Linked DNA regions of Homo sapiens: region 1 is linked to region 2. A link is an interaction called in ENCODE POLR2A ChIA-PET data of the cell type or tissue named here. Cell type or tissue: MCF 10A. All regions are shown on one strand. Each heading gives the region's core, and the rest is flanking DNA. Links, peaks and the distances in the headings are about the cores only.

What was found. Peaks named below come from ENCODE experiments on the same cell type or tissue, not always from the same donor. Only the 100,000 strongest peaks of a DNase experiment are listed, where the experiment ranks them.
Region 1: POLR2A ChIA-PET joins it to region 2 with 5 read pairs; 6 of 35 experiments call an interaction of 5 or more read pairs at or near these places.

Annotation. Positions count from the first base shown.
Region 1 is chr1:241,745,233-241,754,247 of GRCh38, reverse strand. It overlaps WDR64 (WD repeat domain 64), which reads right to left. Exons shown (of 28, transcript NM_001367482.1): 14 at 4,526-4,701. Among named protein-coding and RNA genes, the nearest start is that of WDR64, 97 kb to the right of the region's middle. In MCF 10A, for the core only: no CTCF peak of the experiment used is centred there; a DNase peak (open chromatin) is centred at 5,007.
Region 2 is chr1:241,643,887-241,652,901 of GRCh38, reverse strand. WDR64 (WD repeat domain 64) reads right to left here and starts at 621. Exons shown (of 28, transcript NM_001367482.1): 1 at 273-621. The coding sequence starts at 417. In MCF 10A, for the core only: no CTCF peak of the experiment used is centred there; a DNase peak (open chromatin) is centred at 5,031.

The DNA.
Region 1 (9,015 bases), core at 3,411-7,410, 100 kb before region 2:
GATACTAAATATGAAAACTATTTACCACTATTAAAAAAATTTAAAAAACAATAAAACTAATTTTTAAACATATTAGTTAAATTAATCATATTTCCCTGAGTGTTGTGAGTTGAACATTTTTTCATGTGTCTGCGAGCCATCTGGATTTCCTTACCTGTCCTTTGTTCATTTTTCTAATCTGTGGAGTTTTTTTTCTGCATTTTGGGGGTTTCTTTATATATCCTGGTTCCTAACCCTTCTTCAGTTAGCTAGAGTGCAATGGTCTTTTCACGGTCTGTGACTTGTCTTTTCACTTTGTTTTTTTAGACAAGCTTTTATTTTTAATTTGAATGTAATAATGATACCTTTGCCATATCCCATCTGTGGATGTGGTATATCTCTCCATTTATTCAGATTTTTTTCACATCCTTTAAGATTTATTTCCACAAAACTTTTGCATGGTTCTTGCTACGTTTATTTTAGGTACCTTATACTTTTGTTTGCTATTGTGATGTGATCATTTATTCCACCTGTACTATCTTTATGTTTTCTTTCGTGAGTGTGTGTGACAGTGCCTTGCTCTGTCGCCCAGTCGGGAGTGTAGTGGTGCTATTTTGGCTCACTGCAATCTCTGCCTTCCAGGCTCAGGTGATCCTCCCACCTCAGTCTCCCAGGTAGGTGGGACTACAGGCATGCACCACTACACCCGGCTAATTTTTGTATTTTTTGTAGAGATGGAGTTTTGCCATATTGGCCAGGATGGTCTTGAACTCCTGGCCTCAAGCAATCTGCCTGCCTTGGCCTTCCAAACTGCTGAGATTACAGGCGTGAGCCACCATGCTGGGCCATATTTATATTTTCTAACTGGTTATTATTGATGAGAGGCCATTAATTTTTAATTTTTGAATTGTTATATGAGAATAAAAGTCAAAATTTTAAGGTCAATTATTTTGCTTGCAGAACAGGACTCTTTCTATGTTGAAAAGCAGCTATGGAAAAGTGGAGAGAATATTGGTCTAGGAGTGAAGACAGCCAGTTTCTAGTCTTAGTTCTTGTGGGACCTCGGGCAAGGTACATACCTTCTTTGGCCCTATTTTTCTTATTTGCAAAATGAGGGCTTTAGCTAGTTGATGGATAAAAGTCCTTCCATTTTTTAAAGCTTTGATTTTAGGTGTTGCCCTAAGGCCTCTGTTACTTCATATCCATGTTAATTTAAAAGTATGGGCCCATAGTACTCCTACGTACTGGTGGATTCTTTGTTTACAGTTTGTGCCATTGTGGGATAGAAGGAATGAATCTCAGCAATATCTCAAGAGTGACCAGATATTGACACTGAGTAATAGCTTAGTTAGATTTATGTGCCCACCTGGTGGTATGAGTTATTGACAGTGGTTTGTTTTTTGTGTGTGTGTCTTTTTGAGACAGAGTCTTGCTCTGTCGCCCAGGCTGGAGTGCAGTGGTGCAATTTTGGCTCACTGCAGCCTTGACTTCCCAGGATCAAGCAATTCTCCCACCTCAGCTCCCCAAGTAGCTGAGACTACAGGTGTGTGACACCATGCCTGGCTAATTTTTACATTTTTTGGTAGAGATGGTGTCTCACTATGTTGCCCAGGCTGGTCTCAAACTCCTAACCTCAAGCTATCCTCCTGCCTTGGCCTCCCAAAGTGCTGAGATCACAGGCATGAGCCACTATATCCAGCCCAACAGTGGTTTTTAATAGGTTTAACCGGTTTCAATGGAACCTCCTATGACAGTGGCTCTCAGACTTTCTGAATTCACAGAGCAGCAGAATTTACAAAACACCTTTTGAAGATTGACCTAGAGTTACCAACATTCAATTTTACCAAGTGAGGACATGAGGGAGAAGGAGATGGGAAACTCTACTACCATTATTTTATGAAAAGAAAGGCTATAGTAATATAAAACAGTAGGAAAGATATAATCTTAAAATTTAAATGAAGTAAAAGTAGCTTTGTGAAAAGTTACCCTTATTTTCTACATTTCATCTCTAATTGGTGAAATCTTTTATGTTATATTGGAATTGGCTGGTAGGTCTTTAGGAATTGATTAGGAAAACAGCAGTTCATATAATGCTAAGAGCATTATTATGTTAATTGCTTCATAAAGAAAGATCATTTACTTTAAAGGACACAGAAATACAGCTATATGAGTAGATTCATAAAGCACTGTGGTTAAAAGGAAGGGAAGTAAGTGGGTCTTTAGAATTTGAATGATTTTGGGGTCAATTAATCATCTTCCTGGAACCCCCATAGTGCTTTGTTTATCATGTTAGAACAGTAATCTCTCACCAACCTATGGTTTTGTCAACAATGGCTTGGGGGCAAATTTTTCTCAAATTTGCCAAAGGTTTCATATAGGCAGAATGCAATTCTATCCCCTTAAAACTGAGATTATGAGAAGAATTGTTGTTTTCTTCTCTTGTTTTCTATGAAGTTGTATTAATAGACCAGTCAATTTACGGTCTGCCCTCTTGTTACGTGGCTAGGAAATCATGCCCAGAATATTCAGCACAGTGATGATTTGTGCCCAGAGCGGGCAGTTGCACAAGGGTTTTTCTGAGACTTGAGAAAATAAAACCAAGAACAGAAGCATAAGAGAGATATTATATTTAAGCCGTTAAGGACTGTCTGAACACATTTAAAAGTACATGATACTTTGGAGACCCTTCTCAGCTCATAATGCATCAGCGATGTTTCCTGAATAACTGAATGTGATCACTGAAGCAGGTTTTGGCTTTTTGGTTTTGTGGAGCCGGGATGGGGGTGTTTGTTTTTTTGTTTTTGTTTTTGTTTTTAAGGCAGCTGGGAATCTAGGAAGATAGAGAGATAGAGGTTGGGTTTATCTTTCCTCCATTCCACTCTCAGCTCCAACTTCCACCTGCCCACCTTCCAGTTTCTGGGCAAACAGAGAAATGGGGTTTGGAATTTAGGGAAAGAAATTTATTATAAAGCTTGTTCCCTTTTTAGTTGGAAAAAAAATGGCCTGGCTACCAGATTAGTCTGACAACCATCCCACCATACAAGCTTCTGAGACACTTTGTGAAAGCACTCACAACACTTGTAGTAGGTGGATCACTGCCCCCTTATTAAATTATGCATTTCATGGTGAAAGGGAATATCCTTCTGGAACATGGCAAATATTTGGTAACTGGTCATTGAAAAAAATGAATGAATGAAAGTATTCTAGAAAATAAGTATGTAAATCAAATTATTTTATTTCAAATAGGCAGATATAATAATAAAGTAAATAATAGTAATACACTAATAATAATAAGTAAATAAGGATACTTTCAACATTATATTATAAAGCTGCCCGCTCCAACATTAATAAAAGTTCTCCAAATACCCCTCATAAATGTACTATTGTCTACTTTAGAAGAGGTTCTTTCTCTATTTATTTTTAAAATTATTTTAATCCTTAATGAGCACCTACTCTGGGCATGGCCAAGAATACAAATATAAATAAGAGAGGTTTTCAGTTCCTACCAAGATCAATCTGCAGGTTCTAAATGCAGAACCAGAATAATCAATGTGAAAAATGCTACAGTAGAACTAAAAACAATTTTGGTGAGTGAATAGTTCCATGCTACTTTTTGCAGCCCTTAAAAAAGGAGCATTTGTGACAACAGACATTGTCTGGTAGGAAGGGCATCCTGATGAACAATGGCACTTTGTAAAGCAAAAGTCAACATTTCGTTCATTGTAGAGTGTATTATTACTAAGAAATTCCTTTCTACAGTGCCATTTTGGATTACTCAGACAAGAGAAGAGTATATTACATCAGGCAGGTTTTTCACTCCTTTTTCCCCATTCTTAGGTCATCAGTTATCTTAAGCTGGTGCTTCATGATTGCTGTGCTATACAAGACTTTTCTTTTCTGATCTTAGCTTTCAAAAGGGTAAAGGCAATGAGTTCTTGAGTTCGAGGTGATGGGGTGAGATCCGCTCAATAGCCAGGATAAATGATCTAGTCTTCATTATAAATTTGAAGAGGGCATTAGCATTCCCAGGTGGTAATAGAGTCATAGGAAAAATAAATTAGCCTACCTCAATCCTCCCCAAACAGCCCTGAGCAGATTGCGTCATTAACCTTAAAATAAACAAAGCGATTTTGGTGACAAACTGGAAAAGTGACTTGAGCATTCCTGAATGCATTATGGGTTATAAGGGACAGAGCCTGCTGGAAAGCAGTTCTGCCAGTGAATTATTCCCATATGAGCGTATAAAGCATGTCAGAGGTGGCAGCTGAGTATAAATTTAGCCTTCCTGACACCTGCCTTAGGAGACCCTGACTAACCCTTCAGCGGAAGCTTGATGGGCAGCATGCCGTGGCTGGGCAGCGATTGTTTTTTGCTCTTTGCCTAAACCTGGGCAAAGTTAATGAGGAGCATCACGGGAAGGCTGAGGATAAATACCATCTTCAGCTGGCTACCAAGAGCGGGGTTACATGGTGGGGATTATCCACTGACTCATTTGATTTTCCCAAAAAGGGCACCTGCAGTACGAGTATGAAGTGGGATTGTAAACCTGGATCATTTTGATAGTCCCGTTGCGCTCCAAGGCCAGGACCAGCTGCTGGTGTTTTTCTTGGGCTTTGAGGAAAATGAGGCGTCGTAGGCAGTGCTCGTCCTCCTTCCAGTCTTTCCCCTCCGGCAACACCTTCATCTCCTGCCCACTGCCAAAGTCCCAGATTCTGACTGTTCCTGAGCATACAGAGAAAAAGACTATGTGGGTAAAAATGACTTAGAGAAAGCTTGGCTTTTCGCTCAGAGAAAATTCATCCGATCGAAAGCTTTCTGCCAACAATTTATCCTATATTTATTCCCTACTCAGATGGGTGAGTCTTCCCAGGCTTGCTGTGCATGAAATTTATTCCTTTATGCCTTGATTTGTCACAGGCTGAAAAAAATAAATAAATAAACAGGACCAGGCAACGCCTTGAAATCTACCCTCAGGCTCTCCTACTAAGCTTTTGCTCTAAAGTGAGTCTCTTCTGTTGTTATTCTCCCAACGCTTCTCAGTGTGCTAAACACCCAGTCCCGAACATGGGAATATTCGCTACCATGCCACGACTATTATTCACAGTGAAAGATCATTCCAGTAATCTGTCACATTTCCTAATGTGCTGACATGTTTTAGGACTTTAGCTCTTATTAGATAATAAAAAGTTGGAGGGAATCCCAGCCGGTAAGAAACTGCCAAGCTTGGAGTGGTTTTGTTGGTTACGTGGGAGGAAAGTGAAAGAAAAGTGTCGAGTGTTTTTCTTTTCTTTTCTTTTCTTTTTCTTTCTTTCTTTCTTTTTTTTTTTTTTAAGACAAGAGTCTCACTCTGTCACCCAGGCTGGAGTGCAGTGGCGATCTCGGCTCACTGCAAGCTCCGCCTCCTGGGTTCACACCATTCTCCTGCCTCAGCCTCCAGAGTAGCTGGGACTGCAGGCGCCCACCACCACACCCGGCTAATTTTTCTGTATTTCCAGTAGATACGAGGTTTCACCATGTTAGCCAGGATGGTCTCGATCTCCTGACCTCATGATCTGCCCTCCTCGGCCTCCCAAAGTGCTGGGATTACAGGCAGGAGCCACCGTGCCCGGCCAAGTGTTTTTCTTACACTTAAAATTATACTTTCTGTTTGAAACCTAAACCTCAACGTGATGGTGTTTGGAGATCATTAGGTCATGGGGGTAGAACCCTCATGAATGGGATTAGTGCCTTTATAAAAAAGGCCCCAAATTGAGATCTGCTGTGGCTCAGACAAAAAAAGAAAAGTAAGTAACAAAATGGGCCCCAAGGATCTGCCTTGCCCCTTTGTCATGTGAGAACACAATGAGAAGGCACCATCTATAAACCAGGAGGCGGGCCCTTGCCAGACACCAGATCTGCCAGCGCCTTGATCTCGAACTTCCCAGCCTCCGGAACTGAGAGAAATCAATTTCTGTTGTTGAAAAACCCCCAGTCCTCCTGCCCTGAGTGGTAAGGCATGTCAAATGGTCTGAGCCCAGGAGGTTTTCCTATCTCCCCTCAAGAGGTAGAGAAGAATTTGCTCAGCTTTTTCTCCCTTACAATAGGTCTTCATCTACAGTATCAGCAGGAGGGTTTGCTGCCCTTCCCTCAGTGGCTTAGGCTTTTGCTTTGTCGGTAAGACGGATGCTGGTGGGACTTTCTGTGGCTCCACAGTGTTGGCTGTTCCTCTCCCCAACATCTGCACCATGAGGGAGGCCAGCACTGTGTGACATGTGACGAGCTCTGTGAGGAGCATGGGAATGGACGCACAGTCCCTTTGTGTTTCTGGCTTTTAGAAGCGCTGTACTCTCATGCTATCCTACACTCAGATCTCAGCAATTCTTACAAATTTGACTACATTCTCACCCACCTGAATGCCAGCCCAATTTCCTTCTCATCACTGCCCTAGGTAAGACAGTAATTGTGTCCTGCCTTCCGCGGAAGTGCCTGTCTTTCCCAGGAAGTCTTTCCTTCCTGTGTCTTTCCTTCGATTTCAGGCTATTTGCCTGCAACATCGATTCTCGCATAGGTTCAAGAAAAGTTCTGATTTCATAGATCAGCTTGCTTTTTTTCTAGATGTCAGTATGGGCCCAACACTCTTTCCATCTTATTACATACCAAGGAGACACTGTCAGCTCCAATTCTGATAGTGCTTAAAGCATTTTAATTAATCTGATACACGACATTTGAGACCTCAACTAATGTACAAATTTAAAGATTTGTATCAGTGTTTCAGTGTTTGGCAAAATTTGTTAACTTTCTACATTATTTTGAACTTTGAAAAATAAAAAGAAACAGAAAGTTGCAAAAATAGTAGAGTCCTGTGTACCTTTTCCCAACTTCCCCCATTGCTTACAGCCCATGTGACTACGGTATAATCCTAAAACAAGCAAATTGACATTAGAAAATCCCATTAACTAGACTACAGACCTTGTCCAGATTTTACCAGTTTTTTACGTGCACTCGTGTGTGTATGCGTTTAGTTCTTCACAATTTTACCGTATGTATAAATTTGCACAACCAATATACAGAAATGTTCCATCAATCCACAGGAACTTCCTTGTGCTAACCTTCATAGTCACCACCACCCCCGCCGTCACTATTTGGTAATCACTAAGCTGTTCTGTTTTACTTATCTAAAAGTTTGTCATTTTGAAGACATCTTACTTTGTTATTTTAAGAATGTTATTGGCTGGGTGCGGTGGCTCACGCCTGTAATCCCAGCACTTTGGGATGCCAAAGCGGGCAGATCATTTGAGGTCAGGAGTTCCGAGACCAGCCTGGGCAACATAGCAAAACCCTGTCTCTACTAAAAATACAAAAATTAGCTGGGCATGGTGGCAGGCATCTGTAGTCCCAGCTACTCAGAAGGCTGAGGCAGGAGAATCACTTGAACCCAGGAGGCGGAGGTTGCAGTGAGCCGAGACCCTGCGCCCCTGCACTCCAGCCTGGGTGACAAAGCAAGACTCCATCACAAAAAAAAAAAAAAGAACTGAAATGGAATACGTGACCTTTTAAGATTGGCTTTTGTCTTTTGTTAGTGCCTTTCAGATTCATTCAAACTGATGCAAATATAACTAGCTTGTTTCTTTGTATTACTTGTAATAACTACAGTATTCCACTGTATTGTTCTACTGCAGTTTGTCTAACCAGTCATCTGTTGAAAATTTTTTTTTTTTCAGTTTTTGGTTATTATCAATAAATCTGCTATAAACTTTTTTTTTTAAAACACCACCCACTCTATGGTATTCCGTTGTAGCAGCTCAAATGGATGGAGACACTTTCTTTATTGTTAACTTCATTCATTTGCTTTGGGGGACCTGGAAGAAGGGGCCAGAGGGATGATAAACAGTACAGTTGTGGAATGCCTATTTCTAGGTCATTGCTCAGAGTAGAGAATTCTCTTCTCACATGAGCTTTTATAGTGGTCACCTCAGATTCAGACTCCAGTGAACCACAGGTCTTTTCCTCTCCTCCTTTAACCCTACCCCATTTCTTATCCCTCAGCTCGAATCCTGCTCGACACCCAGAGTGTTTTCACTGCACTATTTTCCTTCCCCTACACCAGGTTCTCCCCATCAGCAACACTCACACCCCCAGTATTTGTTGGAACATCATTAAACATTGATTAAATACTCCCTATATACCCAGCACTGTGGTAGGAGCTGGGGATATTTAATGAATAATCATAGTGCCTACCCTCAAGGACTCTGTGGCATTATAGGAAAACAGTCACACAAACAATTAAAAGACATTATCGTGTTCTCATACATTGCTGGGTTATGCAGAGGACAATCTCCTTGTCCAGATTTCCTGCTACCTTGGGACTTGGGCAGTCAGATTTAGTGGAGCTGAGAGCAGAGAGACGTACTCCTCAGCTTTTCCCAGGTGATGGGTGGGTAGTAATGCGAGGAGACCAGTGGCTTGTGGTTTGAACTTCTCTGGGAGTCAGAATCTCACTTCCCAGGGTGTCCTGGATCTCTGTCAATTTAACAGAGAGGGCTTGGCACAGTGGCTCACTCCTGTAATCCCAGCAACTCGGGAGGCCAAGGAGGGAGGATCACTTGAAGCCAGGACTTTAAGACCAGCCTGGGCAACACAGTGAGACTCTGACTCCAAATAAATAAACACAATAAAATAAATTTAACGTATGTACCTTTGAGGAGGACAAACTCAATATCTGAAAGAATTCTAGGTTCTAGAACTAACAATGTAAAATATGGCTTGCTTGCATATAAACAATACTATTGTCAGTCATATATTGAATTGCTTAATGCTTCTGCCTGATAATAATTGTGTACATTGCTCAGAATCTCAACAACCACATTTCATGTCTATGCAGGGTGTGCTTATGGAACAGTTAAGACTGCTTTCTCAAGAACCGATCCACGTGAAGGGCAGTTGCATTTATTCATACCCCATCAACTCAGCATTCATGATTTTATTTCACGTGCTGTTGTCATCTGCTCACACTTTTAAAAGTGAGACTTTCACACATCAGGATGCTCACTCGAGTCA
Region 2 (9,015 bases), core at 3,104-7,103:
CATTTAATCCAATCCCATAGTTTTACAATTGAAGCAACTTCGGTTCAGAGAAGTAAAAAAAAAAAACAAAAACAAAAACAAAACAAAACAAAAGCTTCCTCATGTCCGCTTTGTTATTTAGGGACAGAGAAAGAACAAGAACTGAGGTCTTCATCCCCTTTCAGCACCCATTCTTTCACATTAAGCTCTGATGCTTCTCTCTGATGGCTTAAAACATTTTCCAGTTCTAACCAACAGACCCAATTGGACTATCGTGTAATCACTGATCTTACCTTCTTTATGGATAAATAAGCCTGCTCTTTCATCTCTTTTCTGGGCTGCTGTTTGTTCAACCAATTTTTCAAACCTGTTCAAAGCCTTTTTGAAATTGCTCATCTGAAGTGCCATGTTGAGACGCTTTTCCTTCCTGATATCCATAGGGACATAGGGGATCTTTTACTTCTGTACAGAAAGAATACTGCAAGTTTACCAATTTGGAAAACTTTCCAGTTGTTACAGTGCCTCCCTGCTGTCTCAGTTTTTGCCCTAGGTCTAATTCCTTTGATCTTAAAATCCCATAGTGCGGGTAGGAGTAAGAGTTGCCACTAGGATGTTAGCAGGGAGGAAAGCTGATTTAGGTCTGATGCATTTCATACAGACAAACATTTCAGTAAAAATCCTGACCTCACAATGTCATCAGTGTCCTTCATAGGGTCCTCATTGCATCATAATATCTCTGTAACATCCTACTTCCTTCATAAGGAGGAGATTGAGATATTTTTTTCCCCACAGACTGTGTGTGTGTGTGCGCGTGCACATGTGTGTGTTGTGTATACTGCTTGAGAGGGAAAAGGAATGAGTAAATAACAAGTAAGAAAACTGGGTAATACTTTCTCCCTCGTGTATCTCTTCTCACCTCAAACCTTTTGCCTTCCTCACAATACCGCGGAAAGTAAAGTTTGGCCAGGCACGGCGGCTCATTCTTGTAATCCCAGCACTTTGGGAGGCCGAGGTGGGTGGACCACCTGAGGTCAGGAGTTCAAGACCAGCCTGGCCAACATGGTGAAACCCCCGTCTCTACTAAAAATACAAAAATTAGCTGGATGTGGTGGCGGGCACCTGTGATCTCAGCTACTCAGGAGGCTGAGGCAAGAGAATCACTTGAACCTGGGAGTCAGAGGTTACAGTGAGTTGAGATCACACCACTGCACTCCAACCTGGGTGACAGAGTGAGACTTCCTCTCAAAAAAAAAAAAAAGTAATATTCACACTTATTCTTGCCACTGTACTGGATATGGAAATTCGAACTTCTAAAGATGAAATGTATTTCAGCACCTGTCATTTCTACCACAAACATTTTTAGAGGTCATAGGGAATACAAATGCTCTTCTTCCTTTGTGCATTGTCCTTCGATTGAAATAATAAAGTGAGCCAAGGATAAGGAAGGAGTGGCTTCTGATTATGAGGACAGCTTTTCAAGGTAAGAGGTCAGATGAATTAGAAGAGGCCTTTCTGCACATCTCCTTCCCAGTCATTGCAATCTCCAATCCGACTTAGTCCAAATGCTATTGACTCCGGTTTTCCAATTTTCAACTTTTTATGGGAAGGAGAAGTTGTTTAATGTTTCTCAACAATTAGTTAACTTCCTATGGCTTAGGTGAGTTAGATAAATTTCCTACCCCTTGGTAGTCCATCTTTTAAAACATTCTTCAAGAACTTGCATTCAGAGATGAAGCAGATGGCATTTCAGAGCACCTCCAATTCCAGTACTGTCTTCTTGGTGTCCACCTCTAACTATCTGTTAGGAGAGCGCAGTAAGATTTTATTTAAAGAAAAATCCCCCAACCCCATTTGTTTCTCCTCCTTTTTCCTTTAAAGCTTTCAAACCACTGTACAGTGATGTCTGGAGAACCACTCTTCCTACAATTCTAATGCATTCACCATTAATTCATCTAGGAAATATTTACTGAATACACACTTCATGCTAGAGGCTGTTTTAGACACTAAGGATACAGCAGTGAATAAAATAGCTTCTCAAGTTTATAGACTAATGCAGAAGACAGACAAACAAATAAATAATGTATCAGTGAGCAATTGTGCTACGAAGAGAGAGGAATTTTGTGTGTATTAGGGTGGGGGTAAAAATCAAAGTAAAAGAGGTAGGGAGATCAGGGAATTCCCCATTAATAGAAAGATTTCTGGGCAGAAACCTGAAAGAAGTGAGGTAGCAAGTCATGTGGATAAATGGTAGAAGGATGTTCTAGGGACAGCAGGCGTAAAGTCCTGAGATTGGTGTGTGCTTCACATATCTGAGAAACGACAGAGGCCAGTGTGACTGAGGTGGTGTGGGATGAGAGAGAGAGGTAGAGAGAGAAGGCAAGAGAGTCAGGGGGTGGCATCCAGATCACGTAGGATCTTATTGGCTGTTTTAGGACTTTGGCTTTTACTCTGAGATGGGATGTTTTTGAGCAGAACAGTGACATGATCTGACGTGCATTTGAAAAGAATCATTCCAGCTGCTTTGCGGAGAATAAACTGAAAGGGAGAGAGGGTAGAAGCCGGGAAGGCAGTTAAGTGGAAATTTCAGTAATGCAAGTAAGAGATGACAGTGGTTGAGATTAGGGCACTAGTGACGGAGGTTGTGCGAAGTGGTCAGATTGTGTGAAGGTAGATGTGACAGGTGTGCTAATAGATCAGATGGGGGTATGAGAGCAAGAGAAGGATCAGGGACAACTCCAGGGATCCTGGCCCTAAGAAATCAAAAGGATGGAATTATAATTTCCTATGTTTGGGAGGGAGGAATCCAATAGAAGGAGCAGATTGTGGGGAGTGGGGGAAATTAGGATTCAGTTCAGGATATGTTAAGTTTGAGAATTCTATTAGATAAACAATTGTGGATGTTGAATAACCAGACGTAAGAATCCAGGGTTCAGGGGAGAGCTTGGGAGTCATCAGCATTCAGACGGCATTGTATTTAAAGCCATTAGGCTGGATGAGATCACCTGGGAATCAATGCAGATAAAGAAGAAGGCAAGGTGAGGATCAAACCCTGAGCATGCCAGTGTTGGGAGGGCAGAGTGATCAAGAAGAACCACTGAGTAAATAGGAGTGGCTAGTGAGGTACAAGGAGAACCAAGAGAAAGGATCATCCTAGAAGCCAAGAAGAAAAGCTGTTTTGAAAAGGAAAGAGCCACTGGATGGATAATCCAGTTTATTCAATAAAGAAATTGCATAGGAAGACAAAAGGAAGGAGGAGGGGAGCTATAGATTAAAAAGGACTTTAAAGAAACACCATCCAACCACAGTGTGTGGACTGTATTTAGATCTTGACTCAACAACCAAACTTAAAAAGAGTTTAAAATACATGAGACAATTGGAAATTGGAACGCCAAGTAGATATTTGATGATAATAATAAATTATTGTTCATTGTTTAGATTTAATAATTATATTTTATGTTATATTGTTTGTCTTAGTCCATTCCTGCTGCTATAACAAAATGCCTTGGACTGGATAATTTATCAACAACAGAAATTTCTCCCAGTTCTGAAGGCTGGGAAGTCCAAAATCAAGGCTCCAGCAGATTCTGTATCTAGTGAGGGCCTGTTCCTCATAGATGGTGCCTTTTAGGTGTCCTCATATGGTGGAAGGGACAAACAGGTCCCCTCAAGCCCTGTCATGAAGGCACTAATCCCATTTATGGGGGTGAAACCCTCATGACCTAATGACCTCCGAAAGGTTCCAACTCTTAGTACCATCACCTTGGAGTTAGGTTTCAACATATGAATTTCGGGGGGACATAAACGTTTGGACCATAGCACTGTTATTTATGTGATGTTGTATTTTAGAACCAGATACTGAAATATCTATGGATAAGCATTAAAGTATGAAGGAGCAGTCAACCTTGCCAAGTACTGCTGAGGGCCTACGTAAGATGAGGACTGAAAATTAACCATTGGAACGTGGATGCTAGTGACCTTGAGAAAGCCTACCTCAGTGGAATGGTGGGCTAAACAGAGTAGGAGGAGGAGACGTGTTGATAGTAGGTATAAATGCACATTATGGCAGAAGCTTTTGGGAACATCTTTGCTGTTATATGCAGGAGCAAGTCACAGCTATTATGGTCATTTATAGAGCTACCGGATGCATTTGTGCTTATATTTTCTCGGTTGCGGAAATGATGTGGCCACAGATTTAAAGAACATTGAAAATCACTCATGTTCCTACACTCTTACAAAACTATTAATTTTAGAAAATTGCCTTCTAAGCCCAGACCACATACTTTGATAATTTTAGTTTCAACAGAACTATGCACATTATTTAAATTTTAATGTACAACTTCATAAACCTGTCCCTGTGTTTCTAATGTCCTTCATAAGTGTATATTTTTCTTTAATACCTATTTTTCTCAATGAAGTATTTTGCTATTTTATTATTTTTTACATATAAATGACCATGAAAGGCAGTCATTTTAAAGAGCCAGAGGCAAACACACACCTAGCTGTGTAAACAAAGAAATGATATTGGCACTGTCAGAAAAAGACTCTAGAAAAAAGCAGGTGGAATAATTGCTGTGAGTTAGTTTGGCTTCAGCTTCCATGAATGTTATAAGGGCCCGTATGAGGAAGGAGTGCTACCATGACACAAGGCCCATGGTTGGGTCCTCAGCTGGTCTGTTGTGTAGGCCTGGTACCAGTCATCTGGCAGAAATGCTATTGGAGCAATAGGTTGCTCTGGATTTTCTGCTTCTGGGTTCATGATGGCCAACTCCAGTTTCCAGGATAAATCAATGAAGAACTCCTTTGCGGTGAAATGAGTATACTCAGCTAATGCCTATGGCAGGGGACAAAGAGGTAGGCAGGAGCTTCAACAGTACATGGCCCTTGGTGACCAGGTACTGTTAAGAATCTGGGCAAGGCTCACCCTTACATTTTCAGAATAAAAAGATGACACAAGAGCAGAAGCCATCTTGGTGACCACACTCCTCAACACGGCTGTCTCTTGAGTCATATCCCTGCAGTCTGGACTGATGCCTTATACACACAGGGGCATGGCTGTCCTGCTACCATCCCCCTTCATCATCATTTTGAGAATTCCCTCATCCTCAAGCTTATATACTATGTCTTTCCTCACCATGATTTATTCCCTCATTTTGGTGACTCATATTCAGAAATAGGGCCTGGAAGATAGATATGTTTTTGATAGTTGCATATCTGAAAACATCCTGATCTTTCCTTGCACTTTGTTGATATTTGGTTGGGTACAGAATTTTAGGTTGGAAATTATTTTCTTTAAATATTTTGAAGATATTACTCCATTGTCTTTTTGCTTCTAGTGTTGCTGTTAGAAGGACTGTATTCTGATCAGCTTCCGTTGCTGATTATAAGCTATTCTGATCCCTGATGCTTTGTCCATAGCTTGTTTTAATCTTCCTCCCTCAGGAAACTTATAAATGTTCTCTTTGACCCCAGTGTACCAAACTTCCACTATAATGGGTGTTGGTGTGGAGATATATATATATATGTAAATTAATCATAACTTCACTAACCAGTTTCTTCTGGAAATTGTTTACTCTTCCCTACCTCCTCTGTCATGTAAACTGCATTTTTTTTTTTTAAGACGGAGTCCTGCTCTGTCACCCAGGCTGGAGTGCAGTGGCGCGATCTCGGCTCACTGCAAGCTCCACCTCCTGGGTTCACGCCATTCTCCCGCCTCAGCCTCCTGAGTAGCTGGGACTACAGGTGCCTGCTACCACGCCCGGCTAATTTTTTCTGTAGAGACGGGGTTTCACCATGTTAGCCAGGATGGTCTCGATCTCCTGACCTCGTGATCCGTCCGCCTCAGCCTCCCAAAGTGCTGGGATTACAGGTATGAGTCACTGTGCCCAGCCATAAACTCCATTTTTTAACAGCAATGTAACAAGTGAGATTTTATTTTAAAAACAAATGTATGTATTTGGGGGTTGAGTGGATGTGGACAGATACACAGTTTATGTATTAAGCTGATCCCTACATCTCACCCATCTGAGGAGCTGTATGCACCAGGAGCATTGACATTCAGAAACTTAAGGCATGCTAGATTCTCCTTTTTTTAAAAAAAAGTTCAAGCACATCCACTAAATTGCATTTCCTAAGGTAGGAAAAGTGCATACATGTTTCACAAGATTTTCAGTAAGGGCTCTTCTGCTGCTCACCAGAGACCAAGGTTAGAGGGGCCAGGGAAGAATGTGTCTCAACCCTGGGAAAAGGAATGCTTGATGGAAGTTCCCTCTCTGTTGTCCCCTTATGATGCAGAAGGCTAGGGGTTATCAGTTTCCAAACAAGAATGTCAAATGAAACGTGTCTCCATTCCTCGCTCCCCTATACTTTGCAAAGGACTTCCTTGGAATATAGGTATTGTGATAATTTAATGTTCCAATGTAAGAGGGTGTTTAGAGGGTTTTAAATGAACCTCTTTCTGTCTAAAGGACAGGCTAGACGGCCCACGCGGGAGGATGTGTGCAGTCACTGGGAACCAGTTCCGCAAGCATTAGCTCCTGCTCACCTTCAAACTATTTAAGAGAAGGCAACGAGTTCATTAGGAGCTCAAGGATATCCTTAATGAGCACTTCCACAGAGAGAGTGTTCAGCATGGAGGAGCCATGACATCTCCCCATTTCTTTCCATCCCAGGGGCACTGACAGGGAGAGTCTGGGGCTGGCCAGCTCTCTGCAGCAGACCACTTCCAGAATTTGGCAGGGCAAAAGATGCATACATATGTACAGAGGAACAGACGCTAGACTCTCAGTAGAGGGGCCAGACTGGGTCAGCTTGGGAGGGTCCCCAAGCAGGGTCAGAGAGTGAGATCCCAGCAGACAGCTACTAAAGGCATTGCCTCTGTCGAGAGAGTTGTGTGAGAAAGATGCCAGAGATCTCAATTTCTCTAGAGAACCTGAAAATCATCCTAGAAGAGAAAAACCCAACATTTAAAACTTGCTACAACCAGAGAGCACTAATATCAATTATTTTTAAAAGACAAAGTTGCAATCTGTTGCCCAGGCTGGATTGCTGTCTCCTGGGTTCAAGTGATTCTTCTGACTCAGCCTCCTGAGTAGCTGGGATTACAGGTGCATGCCACCTCACCTGGCTAATTTTCATATTTTTAGTAGAGATAGGATTTCACCATGTTGGCCAGGCTGGTCTCGAACTCCTGACCTCAAGTGATCTGCCCATCTCGGCCTCCCAAAGTGCTGGGATTACAGGCGTGAGCCACCGTGCCTGGCAGAGAGCACCAATATCAGACTACAACTTAACCAATCAAGGAAGATTTTTTTTCCCTCACAATCTCAAAGGGGCCCAGAGCAGCATCTACAGGTAGCGAGCGGATCAAGAAAATGGGGGAAGCTAAAGTTGTTTTCCTTCTCACCTCCACCCTCACAGAAGTTCTCCAGGCCTGAGGCTGGCTGTATCTTGGAGGGTGTGGACAAGCGAGTTTTCCGTGAGTTTTAGCTTTTCAGCATTACAATGTGCTGGCCTTGATGTCAACTGCAAGGGAGCAGAAAAGCTTTGGAAGCTGCCAAAATTCCATCTAAGGGCAGGAAGGAGCAAATGGTCAGAAAACATTTGAAATGAGTAGGGAGAACAAGCTGCTTTTTGGTTGCAGCATACTGAGTTCAGCTTGCTTCCTCAACTGGTTATAGTAGTTTATTTCTCCCACTCTGAGAGAGTGAAATGCAGGCACAATTTGCACATGCTTTTTTCTTTTTTTAAAAAAAAAAGTGGTAAAATATACATAACATAAAATTTTCCTTTCTAACCATTTTTAAGTATACCATTCAGTGGCATTGTGTACATTTACAATCTTGTGCAACCATTACTACTATTCGTCTCCAGAATTTTTTCGTCATCTTAAACAGAAACTCTCTACCCATTAAACACTAACTTCTTATTCTTCCCTCTTCTCAGCTTCTGGTAACCACCATTCTACTTTCTGTCTCTGTGAATTTGCCTGTTATAGGTACCTCATATCATTGGGATCATATAATATTTGTCCTTTTGTGTTTGGCTTATTTCCCTTATCGTAATGTTTTCAAGGTTCATCCATGTTGTAGCATGTACTAGAATTTCATTTCTTTTAAAATATGGCTGTATAATATTCCATTGTATGTATATATCACATTCCATGTATCATTCATCTGTTGATGGGCATTTGAGTTGTTTCTATTTTTTGGCTATTTTGAATAATCCTATTATGAACATAAGTATACAAATACCTGTTTGAGTCCCTGCTTTCAATTCTTTTGTGTATATACCTAGGAATAGGATTGCTAGATCATATGGCAATTTTTTTTGTTTTGAGACAGGGTCTCACTCTCTTGCCCAGGGTGGAGCGCAGTGACACGATCACAGCTCACTGCAACCTCAAACTCCTGGGCTCAAGGGATCCTTCTGCCTCAGCCTCCTGAATAGTTGGGTGAGACTACAGGTATGTGCCACCACACCCAGCTAATTTTTTATTTTTTTCTGAAGAGATGGGGTCTTACTATGTTGCCCAGGCTGGTCATTGTACTCTTGGCCTCAAGTGATCATCCTGCTTAAGCTTCCCAAAGCACTGGGATTACAGGAATGAGCTCACAATAATTCTATGTTTAACTTTTTGTGGAACTACCAAATTGTCTTCCACAGGAGCCACACCATTTCACATTCCCATCAGCAGTACGACAGGGTTCTAATTTCTACACATCTCCACACAAAAACCAACACTTGTTTTTGTGTTTTGTTTTGTTTTTTGATGATAGCCCTTCTAGTAGGTGTGAAGTGGTATGTCATTGTGGCTTTGATTTGCATTTCCCTAATGACTAATCACAGTAAGTTTCCTTCCATGTGCTTTTAGGCCATTAGTATATTTTTGGAGTAATGTCTACTCAGATCCTTTGCCTATTTCTGAATTGGGTTGTGTGGAGTTTTTTGTTGTTGAGTTGTAGGGGGTCTTTATAATATTGATGCCTTATCAGATATATGACTTGCAAGTATTTCTCCCATTTGCTGTGCTGTCTTTTC